Linked DNA regions of Homo sapiens: region 2 is linked to region 1. The links are chromatin loops, found by intact Hi-C in ENCODE. Cell type or tissue: IMR-90. All regions are shown on one strand. Links, peaks and the distances in the headings refer to the core of each region. The heading gives the core; the rest is flanking DNA.

Region 1 (8,408 bases), core at 133-8,132:
AAAGAGATTGATGGCATTTTGCCCCTGCCCTAGAGATTTGTGGAACTTTGAACTTGAGAGAGATGATTTAGGGTATCTGGCAGAAGAAATTCTGCAGCAAAGCATTCAAGAGGTGACTTGGGTGCTGTTAAAGGCATTCAGTTTTATAAGGGAAGCAGAGCATAAAAATTCCAAAAATTTGCCTCCTGACAATGAGAGAGAAAAGAAAAATCCCATTTTCTGAGGAGAAATTCAAGCCAGCTGCAGAAATTTGCGTAAGTAACAAGTAGCCGAATGTTAATTCCTAAGACAATGGTAAAAATATCTCCAGGGAATGTCAGAGGTCTTCATGACAGCCTCTTCCATCACAGGCCCAGAGGCCTAAGAGGAAAATGTGGTTTTGTGGGTCGAGCCCAGGGTCCCCATGCTGTGTGCAGCCAAGGGACTTGGCACCCTGAGTCCCAGTTGTTCCAGCCGTGGCTGAAAGGGGCCAATGTGGAGCTTGGGCTATGGCTTCAAAAGGTGCAAGCCCCAAACCTTGGCAGCTTCCACATGGTGTTGAGCCCGCTAGTGCACAGAAATCAAGAATTGGGGTTTGGAAACCTCTGCCTAGATTTCAGGGGATGTATGGATACAGCTGGATGCCCAGGGCACTCAATGCCCATCTGTGAAAGCAGCCAGGAGGAAGGCTGTACCCTGCAAATCCACAGGGGTGGAGCTGCCCAAGAACATGGGAACCTACCTCTTGCATCAGTGTGACCTGGATGTGAGACTTGGTGTCAAAGGAGATGATTCTGGAACTTTAAGATTTTATTGCCCTGCTGGATATCAAACTTACATGGGGCCTGTAGCCCCTTTGTTTTGGCCAATGTCTCCCATTCAGAATGGCTGTATGTATCCAGTGCCTGTAATTCCATTGTATCTAGGAAGTAACTAACTTGCTTTTGATTTTACAGGCTCATAGGCACAAGGGACTTGCCTTGTCTAAGATGAGACTTTGGACTATGCATTTTTCAGTTAATACTGAAATGAGTTAAGACATTGGGGGACTGTTGGGAAGGCATGATTGGTTTTGAAATGTGATGATATGATATTTGGGAGGGGCCAGATGTAGAGTGATTTGGCTTGGCTCTGTGTCCTCACTCAAATTTCATCTTGTAGCTCCCATAATTCCCACGTGTTATGAGAGGGACTCGGTGGGAGATGATTGAATCATGGGGGTGGGTCTTTCCTGTGCTGTTCTTGTGATGGTGAATGAGTCCCACAAGATCTGATGGTTTTAAAAATGGGAGTTTCTCTGCACAAGCTCTCTCTTTGCCTGCTGCCATCTACGTAAGATATGACTTGCTCCTCCTTACTTTCCGCCATGATTGTGAGGCTTCCCCAGCCATGTGGAACTGTGAGTTCTTCATTAAACCTCTTTCCTTTATAAATTGCTCAGTCTCAGGTATACCTTTATAAGCAGTGTGAAAACAGACTAATACAATCTCACTGGTCAGAATTTAGTAACATAATTTCCCATTAGTTTCGTGGAATGCTGAGAAGCATAATAGTTTAGCTGTGAAGAAGCGTGTTAATCTAAAAATCAAGTTTTTGTTACTAAAGATATGGAAGATAGACACTGAAAGTCAATTATCAGCCAGGCGTGGTGGCTCACATCTGTAATCCTAGCACTTTGGGAGGCCGAGGCAGTGGATCACCTGAGGTCAGGAGTTGGAGACCAGCCTGGCCAACATGGCAAAACCCTGTCTCTACTAAAAATGCAAAAATTAGCTGGGCATGGTGGCACGTGCCTGGAATCCCAGCTACTCGGGAGGCAGGAGATTTGCTTGAACCCAAAAGGCAGACGTTGCAGTGAGCCAAGATTGCACCACTGCACTGTGGCCTTGGTGACAGAGTGAGACTCCATCTCAAAAACAAAAAAACAAAAAAGAAGGTCATAATTATCTACAGCATTCTCTGTCTAACACATTCTCTAATGACTGTTTTCACAGCATCCTGGGAATTCAATATTTTCTCCAAACTTTCTGAAGATACTGGTAAGATTATTTTATATATTTTATATGTTTCATGAATCTTTATTTTTTTCTTTAGGGCTAGTTAGCATTATTTATTTATATTGGTCTTCTTCTTGCAGTTGGATTTCTTCTATGACTGGTGAGAATGTTTTTTTTCTGTAATATTTAAGAATGAAGAACTTTTTTGACAATTAAGAGGACCTGACTTGGTTTATCTGTGTTATTTCATAGCTGGACCTATTTCCTCAATAGACACCTGCAGGGAGTGGGAAGCCTAAATAGAACCTCTATGTATGGGTGCTGTAAAGTGTTAGATTTCATTTTGTGGCCAGTGGATGGGAAACTGCCCTCAGGCAGAAAGCCCCTAAATACCAGAATGGGGAGGATGGCCATCAGTGTCCATAGCTAGAAGTTATAGGTTTTTGTAGATATTTTTAAAAGAAAGAATGATCCCTTTTTAAAAAATATTTATATTTTTCAGGGTCAGACTGATAAATTAGGTGGGATATTATAGTGGCCACCCCTGCATTTTTTTAGTTACTGAGGGTGACAGTAATCTCTGCCGTTCCCTCTGGCATGTACTCTACTTTGTTTTGCTTTGTTTGTTTGTTTTTTAATCTCTTGGCTCAAGACAGAGGTAGTTTCAGTCTTCAATTGAAAACTGAATTTGAAAACTGAAACTACCTCTGTCTTATAGGTCAAGAACTTTAGATGAAGGTCCCATCAACTGCCATGTGTGTTTATGCTAATTATACATTAGAATGCTAGAGAAGTGTTCATCAGGTGGAATAATGGACCTAGTAGCTTCACTGGTACCTGGATCTAGGTGAAGACTCCATTTGTTTTCTAGTCCCCACATTCTGCATATTATCACTTTGGAACCCTGAATATCTGTGCCAACTCAGATCCTGTGTCCAAGCATCCTCAAAAAAAAAAAAAAAAAAAAAAAACCTAGTTATTTCCCCTTTTCCAGTTCACTGTTACCAAAGAAAATGGCTGTGTATTCCTTTGGGGATGGACTAGGTAGTTTACTACTGAATACACTTGCTTTGGCATTTCAGGGTCCTTCTTTATAGGAACGAAACTGTTTCTTCAGTGGTTGGGTTTCAGGTCTGAGAGCTAGTTTAGGAAATTGGGGTGGGATCATGACGTTTATTGTGGTGAGTGTCCACACCCTCTTGTTTATCCATTTGGGATTTCTTCTGATTCTTTAAATTTAAAACACTCATTGGTTTTCCTCCCTCTTGCCTGTAGGAACACTCTGTCCTATTAACCATCTCCATGGCCCTCTGATGGGCCTGCCATTCAGGTTTTTCTGCTGTTGTGAAGATTGCGTTAGTCTTGCCACTGATGGTTAAGTGTTGGACCTTTATCATTCCATTGTCCTGCAATCTCCATTGTTTTTTTGCAATTCAGTTCTGTTGTAGCACCTCTTTTTGTCAGCTTTAGCCTGCAGAAGACAGCCATCACTGTCTTCTGAACAATGTTAGTACCCCTTTCATTAGGACACTCTTCTTTGGTAAATGGAGTGTCTTTCATGTCTTGTAAGAAACAGATGGCTGGTGGGTTTTCCAGCCTTGTATGGTTTATCAGAGTGCCTACTTGAGCCTTCTGATCCCTTTCAATTATACCTTTCCTATCAATTTTGGCATTTTTATTTGACTAACTGTATAGGCTGTAACTTATTTCAAGCTTCCATGAGCCATCTAAATAGTGTGTTAGCACCATCTCCTGGACTGTCAGAGGGCTAAATCATGTATGCTAGCAGAGGGCTCCCATAATGACAGACTCTCATTTTCTCAACTTTATGTTCTGCATTCCTCCTTTAAATATATCTTCCTTGGGATATTGTTCCCGAGAGTGATACTATCCTACCTCTGCCAGTCTTATTCCCCAGTTGGGCTGTGCTGGTATTTGACTCTTATTATTGATCTGGTTGTCAGGAAGGAAGAAGAGGGTTGACTCCAGGAAAAGGGACTTTGTCTCATAAGGCATCTGCTTCATGAAGACCTCTCCATGATCTTTAGGCTGGAGGTGGCTACTATTTTCTAAGAAGAAGTAGGCCACTGCCAGACCAGTTGAACTAGGGGCATCTGGAGTTCCAGGGTTTCAAATGAATCTACCCAGATTTTCACCTCCAAGTGTCAGTGTCTCATTTCTTTCTTGTTAGAAATCTGAATTTGGCCTAGGAAACTCACTGGAGCTACGTATTTTGTAGCATAGAATAATTTTACAGATGAACTATGACCGTTCTGTGCTTATCTCCAGAGGCACATGGAAGTATCTGACTCATTGCCATATAAGGGTAGTGGGCTAACTCATAATTTATAACATTTAGTTTAAAATTTAGAATACCGCAAGTGGTACCCAGGCTGGGTTGTTTATTGATACCTTATATGTAGCATCACTGGTTCTGCAGCCAAATTTAGCTAGGTGAATTTAGGGGAATACAGAACTCTGCTGGAAACTCTTACGAAGGTCTTTCCAAACCAAATTTACTTGCAATAAACCTTGGAGGTTCAGTCCAAAGACAAAGCACACCCTTCTGTGAATAAGGGCCCTAGGTAGCTATGCCTGGAAGACTTTCAGATATTGATGCTTTTTTACATTCTCTTTCTCCTAACGCACTGTATCATTTGCCTGTATTAAAAGTCTTACATGAATGTGCTCCATGGAATCTTGTGAGTCCTTTCAAATATCTGACCTTGTTGTAAAAATTGCAGCCTTTAACATTGTCTGAATCTCCTCTACTCTTATGATTTAGTCGTGAGCTCATTCCTCCTTTCTGTCTTCTCTCCATTTATAGGAGATTAGAGTTTTACTAAATGCTGCCAAGGAACTCCTTTGGCTTTCAGATTTTGCCCTTAATTGCTGATTAATCATTCTGGGCCTGTCATTGGCTCTCTTCATTGAATTTATGGCACTTAGTCACAGCCACCCAATTCAATAATATATTCCCTCATACTTTTCAAGAAAAATATTGCATAAACTCATGTACTTCCTTTCCACCATTACCCATCCTGACTAACTGATGATGAAAGTTTTAACAATTGTGTTATTATTGCATGTCATGGGCCATCTATTCCCCATTCACCACTGGTCACAGAATTCTTATTGCCAGACTGCTGTTCATTGATTTATAGCCACAATCTTATTTGAGAATCTGCTTCCTTGTGATAGACATGGCTATGAGCCAATGAGCAGCAGGTATCTGTGACAGTTTCGGATGAGTGTGCTGATTTTAGAGAAGAAAATGAGTGGACTACCGTGGTATCACTACCTATTTTTTCTTACGCATTTGTATATTTTTAATAGCCAACTTAGTATGTTTTCAGGAGGAAAGTAAGGTAAATATAGGTATTTATTCTGTAATCTAGAAATAAAAACCCATTTTTTTACCCTTCACTTAATTCTGATTTGTTGAGCCAAACAATCTATGTTCTAATTAATTTCTCAATGTATTCATGGAAAAGAATATTTTATACAAAGTAGGCAACATCACAATCTGGTCAAATACTCTAACATTCACTGAAATGGAAATTAACATAATTCATGACCTGAAAACACAAATTGCTAAATTAATAATTCAATATCCCACCTCAAGAATATGAAATAATCCTACAAAGTGTGAATGAATTTAAGCAGGACTAAAGGCTTCGTGAGGCCAGGGTGTTTTTTCTTCCTTTGTAAAGCAAGTAGAAGATATTTATGACCTTAAACATTTTTAGTATTGATTTTTAAATTCATTAACTTCTTAAGAAGCCAGAGGAAGGGGTCAAGTACTAAAAGATGAATATGATTAGGAAGGCCCATAAAACCAGCTTTTTAGCCTCAAAGTTAAAAACCATGAAGAGCACCTGGCCCACCTTAGTCAGGTGCTCACATAGTGCCATCTGCAGATGGCATGGTGGTCCTGTTTATAAATGAGGCGCATTACAATATGGTTCCTGCTTCCCAGATTTCAAATGACAGAGCAGTTCCCTGTGACCCAACAATTATAACTCAGTGAATGTGTTCCATGGAAATAATCAGAAGTGCATACAAAAAGTAAGGTTCATGATTAAAGGTAGAATACTGAAAATAAAATATCAGTGGCAGATGGATATAAAAATTATGGCTCATAATTGTGATATAATAATGTGTAGATATTAAACACATTGTAGAAGAGAAATGCTTAACATGTACTAATGAAAAGAAACTAGCCCTGAAAATATTTATTCACACGTACTTTCCAAAAATGTTCTTTGAAAGCTCATGTTTAGCCTTTAAATTCTTTTTAGGATGAGAATTTTATTTTTAAGTTTTATTTTATTTTTGATTGACAAATAATAATTGAATATATTTATGGGGTACAATGTCATGTATACATGTATTGTGAAATGATCAAATCAGGCTAATTAACATATCCATCACCTCAAACAGTTATCATTCGTTTGTGGTGAGAAACTTAAAATCCTTTCTTTTATCTGTTTTGAAATATACAATACATTATTATTAGCTAGAGTCACCATTCTGTGCAATAGATCACCAGAGCCTGTTCCTCCCATCTCACTGAAACTTGGCACCCTTTGACCAACATTTCCCCTTTCCCTGTCCACCCTCACTCCAGCCTCTGGTTGCTAGATCATTTATTTTTCGGTTTGTTTAACTCTTCTTACCAGCATCTCATGATAAATATATTATTGTTGCCATCATACTCTTTGGTGTTTTGCTCAGCTTTTACAAAAAATGTTGTTTTTCAGTCTTTGATAATAACATGAATAGTGCCGGTATATAAAAATGCCTGATAAAAGGCCCAGTTATGTGAAGTCATTGCTAAACAAAGCCAGTCACGTTAACTCGGATAATTTGAAACATAAGAAAATAAGCAGCCTTTGCCAATGGCAAGGATCAGGGTGGGGAGAAAACACATTTTGCTTGAAGCTTCTCTGAGTATTTTATAGGTCACGGGGAATGAAGGAACCAATTAAAATCTACATTTAGAACAATTCGTCTGAACCCTTTCAAAGTTTCATTCCTTCAAAAGCCAAGTGACTGCCAGTTTTCACATGTCTTCCAAATGAGTAACTATCGTAGGGAAATATTTTATTTCTTTTGAATGGAAAATAATAGGAATTTCTTGCTTTTAGTAAAATGATATGGTGTTAACTGTTAGCACTTTGAATATTAATATGAGACTAATTGCTGTCCTCTTACATTTTATATAATTATATATAAAACTGTATGTGATCTGCATATATATAGATTCTAACAATAAATCCTTCATGTAATGTCATAAGTCCATAAAACATAAGTCCATAAAAGAAAAATGTGTCATTGTCCCTTCTAGTTCTTTCTCAGATTATAGAGACCAGCATTTTCCATTTTTTCCAATCTTTAAATTAAAACTTTGATGACAACTGGAGATAATTATGTAAGCATTGCTCTTGGGTCACCTCCCTTTATTATTTTTGTGGATTCATATACGGTACATGGATTCTGGCTTATGTAAGGAAGGTAGCAAGCGAATCTTAGTGTTCTTTTCAATGCCTGGCCTTACAATACTAATGTGCTCTACTGGTCATCAGCCAAATGCTGAAAGTTCCAGCAGTGTTAAATCAAGGTAGCTATTCCTTTGGGTCTTTCTACCATGTAATTTTCTTTTCTAAATATACAAGGCAGTAGTTTTTAGCTATTCTTTTCATCATGTAAGATCTTGTTTATATTTCATGTTAGCTATGTGCTGAGCTGATTTTTAAAATCACACGGTTTCTAACTTTAAAATTAAATCATCTAATGGAACACATGCAAAACATTCTAATTATGTTGTTTATCAAAGAGATGGCATAGTGCCTGGGTAATAGTACGCACTCAATAAATATTTGTTAAATAAGTAAATGAAAACAATAATATGCTAAGAAAACAATTTTTTTAAAAAATATTTTTTCAAGAGTTACTGCTTATCTTTTATCTTCTTTAAGGATGCAAGGGGATTCTTTTAAAAATTTAATCATATTTTGATTCTGGCCTAATTTTTATAATTTGTTTTTACCTATAAGAATTTTAGAAAAGATATTATTTTCAAACTTTTAAAATTTTATTTTTATTTTTAAATGAGACAGGGTCTTACTATGTCACCCAGCCTGGGATGTAGTAGCACAATCTCGGCTTACTGCAACCTCCACTCCTGGGCTTAAACGGTCCTCCCACCTCAGCTTCCCGAGTAGCAGGGTCCACAGGTGCACACCACCATGCCTGGCTATATTTTTTTTTTTTTTGTATTTTTGATAAAGACAGGATGTCACCATGTTGCCCAGGCTGGTCTTCAACCCCTGAGCTCAAATTCACCTGCTTCGGCCTCCCAAAATGCTGGGATTACAGGCATGAGCCACTGTGCGTGGCTATTTTCAGACTTTTGATTTACCATAAACA
Region 2 (8,408 bases), core at 107-8,106, 440 kb before region 1:
TGCAATGCTCATGGAAGGATTATGAATGTTAGTACATATTAATGTTGCTGCTGTTTGAGACTGTTCAGGTGTGTTGCACTCTATGAGAAATGTGAAGAAACATAACAACCCCAACCTCTAGGTAATTAAAATCTTGTTGGAAAGAAAAGGGAAAGATATGTGTAACCGCACAAAGCAATGCTACAAGAGATGCTAATGATGGTTTATAATTACAAATAGGTAAAGGAAAGGAAGACCAAGTCTAAACTCAGAAGAGAATAGAAGAGATCTAAAGCAGATATCATGGACTGGGAAGGATTTGGGAGGGTACTAAACTTGACTTGGGCCTTCGGGTTGGAGACTGAAGGGACAAAGAGAAAAGGAGGCATTTCAGGAAAGTTAATCCCAAAGGACTGATCAAAGCGTAGTGAGGAGAAAAGTTTTACTAACATTAAGGATTCCACAGGAAAGTGATAGAAGTTGGGTACAAAAGTAGATTGGAGAGACTATGTACATTATCTATAGCCAGACAGCCTTGTAAGGTGAGTATTCATACAGTAGTGAAACTATAGATGAGAAAAGTGGGGCCAAAAAGCTGAGCTAGTTATCAACAGGTGCAATGTAATAAGTAGGTAACAAATAGCAGAGCTGAGATTTAGGAGACTTGTGCCTTTGAACGTCAATGAATCTAAAGCAAAATTTATTAGGACAAATACAACCTTGATACAGCTTCACGTTTTTTTCCTCCCTAACCAAAAACAAAATGTAATAGAAAAACAAGTCTATTTTTACTCTTTTATTATACAAAGACTCCATTATTAACTTACAGCTGAAGTGGTATGAAAGGTCTTTAAGAGAACAGGTACTAAACATTGTTTCCAGGCTCAGCCTTAACTGGAATAGGAATGCAGTAGGATTTCTTGGACGTCAAGAGGCCTATATTTGCTTCCCCAAAAAGCCTTTTTCAAATGCTTGTGATTAGGAAACAATGCCTTCCACACACCCGCTCTCTCTGTTCAGGTGTCTGCCTCTTTCATTCCTACCTTAAGGCATTAAATGTGCTTCTCATTGTCAGATGGGGACCCAGTTATTTCTTTTTTTTCATTTATTTATTTTTTTGAGACGGAGTCTTGCTCTGTCGCCCAGGCTGGAGTGCAGTGGCGCGATCTCGGCTCACTGCAAGCTCTGCCTCCCGGGTTCACGCCATTCTCCTGACTCAGCCTCTCGAGTAGCTGGGACTACAGGTGCCCGCCACCATGCCCGGCTATTTTTTTTGTATTTTTAGTAGCGACGGGGTTTCACCATGTTAGCCAGGATGGTCTCAATCTCCTGACCTCATAATCAGCCTGCCTTGGCCTCCCAAAGTGCTGGGATTATAGGCATGAGCCACCGCACCCGGCCATATCTCTTGAGTACTTATGTAATCAATAAATGAACAAAGCAACTATGTAAAACAGTTACTAAAGCATTTCAAAATTAGCCACTCTAAACAAACCCAGAAGCCTAAATTACTGACACATTCACCAGCTGGAAAGACTGTGGACTTTGAAGTCACATATAAGAAATTCAACTTCAGTTCTTTTTTTTATTTTGAGAAGGACTCTCGCTCTGTTGCCCAGGCTGGAGTGCAGTGGCACCTCCCGAGTAGCTGGGATTACAGGCACGTGCCACCCTACCCAGCTAAATTTTGTATTTTTAATAGAGATGGGATTTCACCATGTTGGCCAGGATGGTCTTGGTCTGCTGACCTCCTGATCTGCCCACCTCGGCCTCTCAAAGTGCTGGGATTACAGGTGTGAGCCACTGTGCCCGCCCTCAACTTCAGTTCTTATATGTTTGACCACAGAAATGTAACTTAACCTTTCTAAGTCACAGTTTTCTAGCCTGAAAATGGGAGTAATAATTAACTCACTGAGTTATCATGAATATCAAATAATATGTACAGTTAAGCACAGTAATTGATATACAGCAGATGCTTAGGAAATATTAATTCCCTTCCCCTTCTCCATTCTTGTGAGCTCTCTTTGATAGGAAAAAAAGATACAAATAACAGGATGCAAATTACAAATATACCAGGCATCTGAAAGAATGAGAATAGAACCTACAAAGATCTCACAAAGGAGGAGGGCAGTGGTGTACTGGCAGCTAGACTGAAAAAAAAAAAAAAGCCCTCATTTGTACTTGTGATAGTGGAAAAACTCAAACTGTTTTTCCTCTGTTCTATCACCACAAGCAACACAGAAGACTTCTGTGACCAAATGTGTGGGGTTTCTCCCCACACACTAAGCAAGCAATCAGCTCTGCAGCAGACACCAGCTGGGTGCCCTCCAATTCAATTCAATTCAGCCACTATCTGGAGACAGCCTCAGATCCCACAAGTTGGGGGCTCAGTCACACAAAACCACCCCCTCCTTCCCATCAGCATACCCCAGCCTCTAGAATTTCTAATGCACTGGCTTCAAATTGGGACTCTCAGAGCCCCCTCTTTGGGTTCAATTAATTTTCTAGAGCGGCTCATAGAACTCAAGAAAACATTTATGATGTTTAGCAGTTTATGCCAAAGGATATTTTAGAGGATACACATAAACCGCCAGATGAAGAGATACACAAGGCAAGGTCTGGAAGGGTCTCAAGCACAGGAGCTTCTGTCCCTTTGGAGTTGGGGTGCACCACTTCCCAGCACATAGATGAATTCTTGTTCACCTTCCTCTCAGCTTCCACATATTCAGCTATCCAGAAGTTCTCTTGCACCCTGTCCTCTTGGGCCTTTAATGGAGACTTCACTGCATAGACAGAATTGACCACCAGGGAGAAGTATGATTGGACAAAAAGGGTATTCTCTAACACTAATAGGCTGAACAGAAACCCAGCAAGGCTTGTCCAGATTCTTTTTGGCTTCTCTGTGCTGTATTCCTTTTTCCAGGCTAAGGGCCAGGACCCCTTCTGAAATGAGGATCTTATAACCCACAATCAGAATGGTGAAAGAAGATTAGAGTCCTGTCTCGGGCTGCTGACAGGAGAATAGGAGAAGGTCAGAGAGAGAGTTTCTGTTTTTTGAGACCTAAAGAGCCACAGCATTATAAAAACTGTTACAAAGGCTACGGGAGTTATGAGCCAGGAACAATGGATGAAAACCTATATGTGTGTGTGCCCCTGTGTGTATACAGATGACATATTTACAATATGTATACATATTCAGTATTTATGGAATCAATAAATGAACAAAGCAACTATGTTACTAAAGCACTTCAAAATTATACGTACACATATTACACATATTTATATAAAACTGGCCCAATTTTCCCATAGAACTGATATTTATGGGGTTTTTTCAATAAACATAGAGATTGATCCTCCTGATCTTGAAACTTGAAACTTAACATTTGTCTCCTCTGGGTTCCTTCCTCAGGAAACCAAACCTCAGGCAAGGGACTCACCAGATCCTGGCACCCAGACAAGGAGAAGCCAGAGCCCCCATCAATCGTGATTGCTTCCTCACCCTTCCCTAATTCCTCTAATTCCTGTTTCCCACATGTAGTTATATTTCCCCCCCACTATGTCAACACACCAATTTTAATCAATTTGGAGAGATGGATTTGAGGTTTGGCTCTCATCCCTCTGGTTGACTTCACCCAAATAAAAAGTCTTCTTCCCTGGCAGTTCTGTGCAGCGAGCCACTGAAAATAGAACAGATACACACACACACACACACACACACACACACACACACACATATATAATATACACATTTAATAGCACATATATACACACACATATATAATATACACATTTAATAGCATATATATACAAATTTAATAGCATATATATCACATTTTACATATATACACATTTAATAGCATATATATATATATATATATCAATCATACTGTCAGTAATGTTTGCCAATTTCTGTGATGTAGATGCACCCTGTGATGGCTAATTTCAAGCTATATAACAATCTATAAACTATAACATATAAACTATAAACTATAACAATCAGCCATCAAACTTCTGAAATATTTAACAATCTGCTTTTACTTTCACTAGGTGGCTCCACACCAGAGGAAACTTACAACTGTGATTTTCATCACTGGTATTGTGCTTGTTGGTACCTGTTTCCTGTCTTGTCTTCAAAGCATAAGGGTAGGGAATGGTTAGGCTGAAATTCAGAATAAACCAAAGTAAATGTTGACAGAAGAAAATTCCTCAAGGATCTAGAACCAGAAATACCATTTGATCCAGCAATCCCATTACTGGGTATATACCCAAAGGATTATAAATCATTCTACTATAAAGACACATGCACATGTATGTTTATTGCAGCACTATTCACAATAGCAAAGACATAGAACCAACCCAAATGCTCATCAATGATAGACTGGATAAAGAAAATGTGGCACATATACACCATGGAATACTATGCAGCCATAAAAAAGCATGAGTTCATGTCCTTTGGAGGGACGTGGATGAAGCTGGAAACCATCATTCTCAGCAAACTAACAGAGGAACAGAAAACCAAACACCACATGTTCCCAATCATAAGTAGGAGTTGAACAATGAGAACACATGGACTCAGGGAGGGGAACATCACACACTGGGGCCTGTCAGGGGGTGGGGGGCTAGGGGAGGAATAGCATTAGGACAAATACCTAATACCTAATGCATGCGAGGCTTAAAACCTAGATGACAGGTTGATAGGTGCAGCAAACCACCACGGCACATGTATACCTATGTAACAAACCCGCACATTCTGCACATGTATCCCAGAACTTAAAGTATAATAAATAATGAAAAAAAGAAAATATTAGTAGCTGAGCATATAAAATGCATATAGATAAATGAAGAAATAAGTATAACAAAATATTTAGTTAATTACAAAGTCCCCAAGTTATATCTTTAGTACCACCAACGGTGTTTGGCACACAGTATTGCTGTCTCTATATACTGATTAAATTATTGATTAAATATTTTCCTTTTATTGCAATTGAACTCAGAGTAAATGCTGTATTGTGCTTTCAGGTAAGTAGAAATTTCCATTTTAACTGCCATAGTAGTAATTTGTGGACACTCAGTATATCAACTCGAAAATTAGGATAATAATACCTCTTTCATAGGGTTGTGTAACTTTTTAGGCCGAGAGCCTCCTCGCGATGTTGGATGGTAAAGTATCTCAGTATAGAAATTTGGAAGCTAAATTGCCTGACTTTAAATCTTGATTCTTCCATATACTACCTGTGTATAATCGCCTAGTGACTTATTCTCTGTGTGTCTCAGTTTTCTCATCTTTAAAATAACAATCATTATACCAACTTACAAGGTTGATATGAGGATTATGTAATTTATGTGAAATTCTTAGCACAATATTCGGCTAATAATTAAGCTAATAATGAATGTTACCGATTATAATTTGTACAATACAACCAAGAAATGTTTTGTTTCCCTGCCCATCTCTACCTGTTCTTACTTCTGTTTGTTTTCTTTTTTTTTTTTTTTTGAGACAGAGTCTCGCTCTGTCACCCAGGCTAGAATGCAATGGCAGGATGTCAGCTCACTGCAACCTCCGCCTCCTAGGTTCAAGTGTTTCTCCTGCCTCAGCCTCCTGAGTAGCTGGGATTACAGATGCCCGCCACCACGCCCAGCTAATTTTTGTATTTTTAGTAGAGATGGGGTTTCACCATGTTGGTCAGGCAGGTCTTGAACTCCTGACCTCAGGTGATCTGCCTGCCTCGGCCTCCCAAAGTGCTGGGATTACAGGCATGAGCCACCACGCCCAGCCTACCTCTGTTTGTTTTCATGGCCTTCAGGTCTCTTTATAACTTAGCCCTATTCTCCACATTAGCCCCTATCCTGCTTCACTTCAACATACACTGACAGCTGTACTCACAGAGTGGCCTCACCTCAGAGCCTCACACATTCAATCCCAGCTTTTAGGTTTGCCAAAAATATCTTTCCTACTTTCTTCCAGTCATTTAAATCTGATCTAACCTTGCTAGTTCAAATTTTCATTCCCGCTTTCATAGCTCTCTTCTTAACTTCTATAGCAAATACACTTATGCCATATAATCAATCATTTAATTAGAAATTCCCTTGTATTTTTCTTTCTGCTTTCGAAAGGGAATTATGTTATCTTCCGCAACTCTGGAATTGTGCAGAAAACACAGAATTACCCCCAATAAATGTGCATTGATCGATTTATTTACTATTTAGAATTAACTTTGACTTTAGTTATTATATCAATAGAGCTTTTATCAAAAGAACTTTTCTCTTTAACTGACACTACTTGCATTAAAATGCCAATCATGTAGGAGAATATGGTTAAGTGATAATGTTTAATTGCTTAAAATTATTACATCATTTACTATAATAGTATGCCATTTGAACTAGATATTTTTAAGGTTTGATTTCTTAAGTCTATATCATGGTATCAAATTTATATAATGAAAAAAGTTTATTTTAGTATTTGGTTGGTGCAAAAGTAATTGTGGTTTTTGCCACTAAAAGCAATGGCAAAAACCACAATTACATTTGCAGCAACCATAGTACTGAAAATTTTACATACCTAAAACGCAGCTAAAATACACCACATTGGCTCTGATTTAAATTGCAACACAAAAAGGAACAAAGAAATATCCTTAACCGTATGTAATGTGTAGATTTCTTTCACACTGATGATGAATGGAGCGTAGTTGCCCAGGCCTCTAAAGTAGTCAGAATATCATGCGGGATATCCTGAGATAGCAGAAAAAACACTTAAGAAGTAGTAATGTGCTCCCAAAGAGCTCAGCCCTGCTCTTAAAAGTAAACTAGTGCTGATGCCGGGGTACCAGGGGAAATCTACTACTGCACTGTGGGCGCATGTGCCATTGCTATGTGAGACACATAGTAATGTCTGTCCATTTATTCACACTCTAAAATTTATTTGTAAATAGTTTTTAACTCTACTTAATCCCACAAGATTAGTCTTCTGTCTGCATTTGCCATACCAAAGAAATTTTGGCGGCTGTAAAATTAAGGCTATCTAGACCAGCAAATGTCACATGTGAGAAAAGCTGAACATTTTAACATTTAAAAGGCTAAACTAAGATCCATCAGGTCTCCTCAACCAATGATTCCTGAATTAGTTATCTGGGATACAGGGTTTTGGTTGTTTTTCTTTTTTAATTTCTTTCTGAAACATAAATACTGTATGTCTTATTTATCCAATCTTACTTATCCAGGAAAGCCACTGACATAAAGTAGGCACTTAAGAAACATTTGTTTCTCTATGACCTGGACCTTTTTTTTTTTTTTGACAGTCTCACTCTGTTGCCCAGGCTGGAGTGCAGTGGTGAGATCTCAGCTCACTGCAACCTTCACCTCCTGCTTCAAGCGATTCTCCTGCCTCAGCCTCCCGAGTAGCTGGGATTACAGGCATGTGCCACCACACTGGCTAATTTTTGTATTTTTAGTAGAGACGGGGCTTCACCATGTTGGTCAGGCTGGCCTCGAACTCCTGACCTTAGGTGAGCCACTCTCCTCGGCCTCCCAAAGTGCTGGGATTACAGGTGTGAGCCACCACACCTGGCCTGGCCTTTATAACATAGAACAAGAGACTGAATGAAAACAATTGCAAGCCCTGAACCAAATATAATGATATAATAATATAAAATAGTATAACTGCAAACTAAAGCCAAACTCGATCTATATCTATCTAGCTATGTATGTTTAGATATGTGCAGAATTAAACTTTCAAACACATGCAGAATTGTAAAATATGGGGTTTAACTGTAGAACCTTATAATTTGAGTAAGTAATACTGCCTGATACAACTGAATCATCCTGAGAGTAATCCATCAAGGAATAGGATCCCAATCACACCTTCTCAGTAAGGGTGACCGTAGCCACAGAAAGACATAGCACAAGAGAATGCATCCAAGGGGCAGGACCTTGTGCTGTATTTCCCCGCTATCCTCAGAGCCAACCAGAGTATGTGGCCCTCAACAAATGTTCATTACAAGAATTACAGTAATAAGGAAAAAAGAAAAGAAGGATTTCCTGAGTGAGGGAAGGTGGGGAAGTTGTCTACAGGACCAGGCCAACAAGTTTCAGACGAAGTGGGTAGGAAAGAGAGGCTATGGCAGAATTAGGATGGGGTGGGGAGGGGAAGGATGAGGAACAGTGATCACTGTTTAAATCTTTGTCTGTCCTTTTTTTTTTTTTTTTTTCACTCTATTGCCCAGGATGGAGTGCAGTGGTGAAATCTCGGCTCACTGCAACCTCCGCCTCCTGGGTTCAAGTGATTCTCCTGACTCAGCTTCCCGAGTAGCTGGGATTACAGATGCGCACCACCATGCCCAGCTAATGTGTGTGTGTGTGTGTGTGTGTGTGTGTGTCTTTAGTGTGTGTGTGTGTCTTTAGTAGAGACGGGGTTTCACCATGTTGGCCAGGCT

Evidence for each region. Peaks named below come from ENCODE experiments on the same cell type or tissue, not always from the same donor. Only the 100,000 strongest peaks of a DNase experiment are listed, where the experiment ranks them.
Region 2: it touches region 1 in a loop (9-fold over the local background); 2 of 110 quality-filtered maps call a loop at or near these places.

Annotation. Positions count from the first base shown.
Region 1 is chr4:177,104,230-177,112,637 of GRCh38, reverse strand. No RefSeq gene overlaps it. Among named protein-coding and RNA genes, the nearest start is that of NEIL3, 200 kb to the left of the region's middle. In IMR-90, for the core only: a CTCF peak has its summit at 3,738 (motif pointing left); a DNase peak (open chromatin) is centred at 3,737.
Region 2 is chr4:177,542,590-177,550,997 of GRCh38, reverse strand. The region is part of intron 1 of AGA-DT (AGA divergent transcript); the gene reads right to left. Among named protein-coding and RNA genes, the nearest start is that of AGA-DT, 100 kb to the right of the region's middle. In IMR-90, for the core only: a CTCF peak has its summit at 4,013 (motif pointing right); a DNase peak (open chromatin) is centred at 3,527.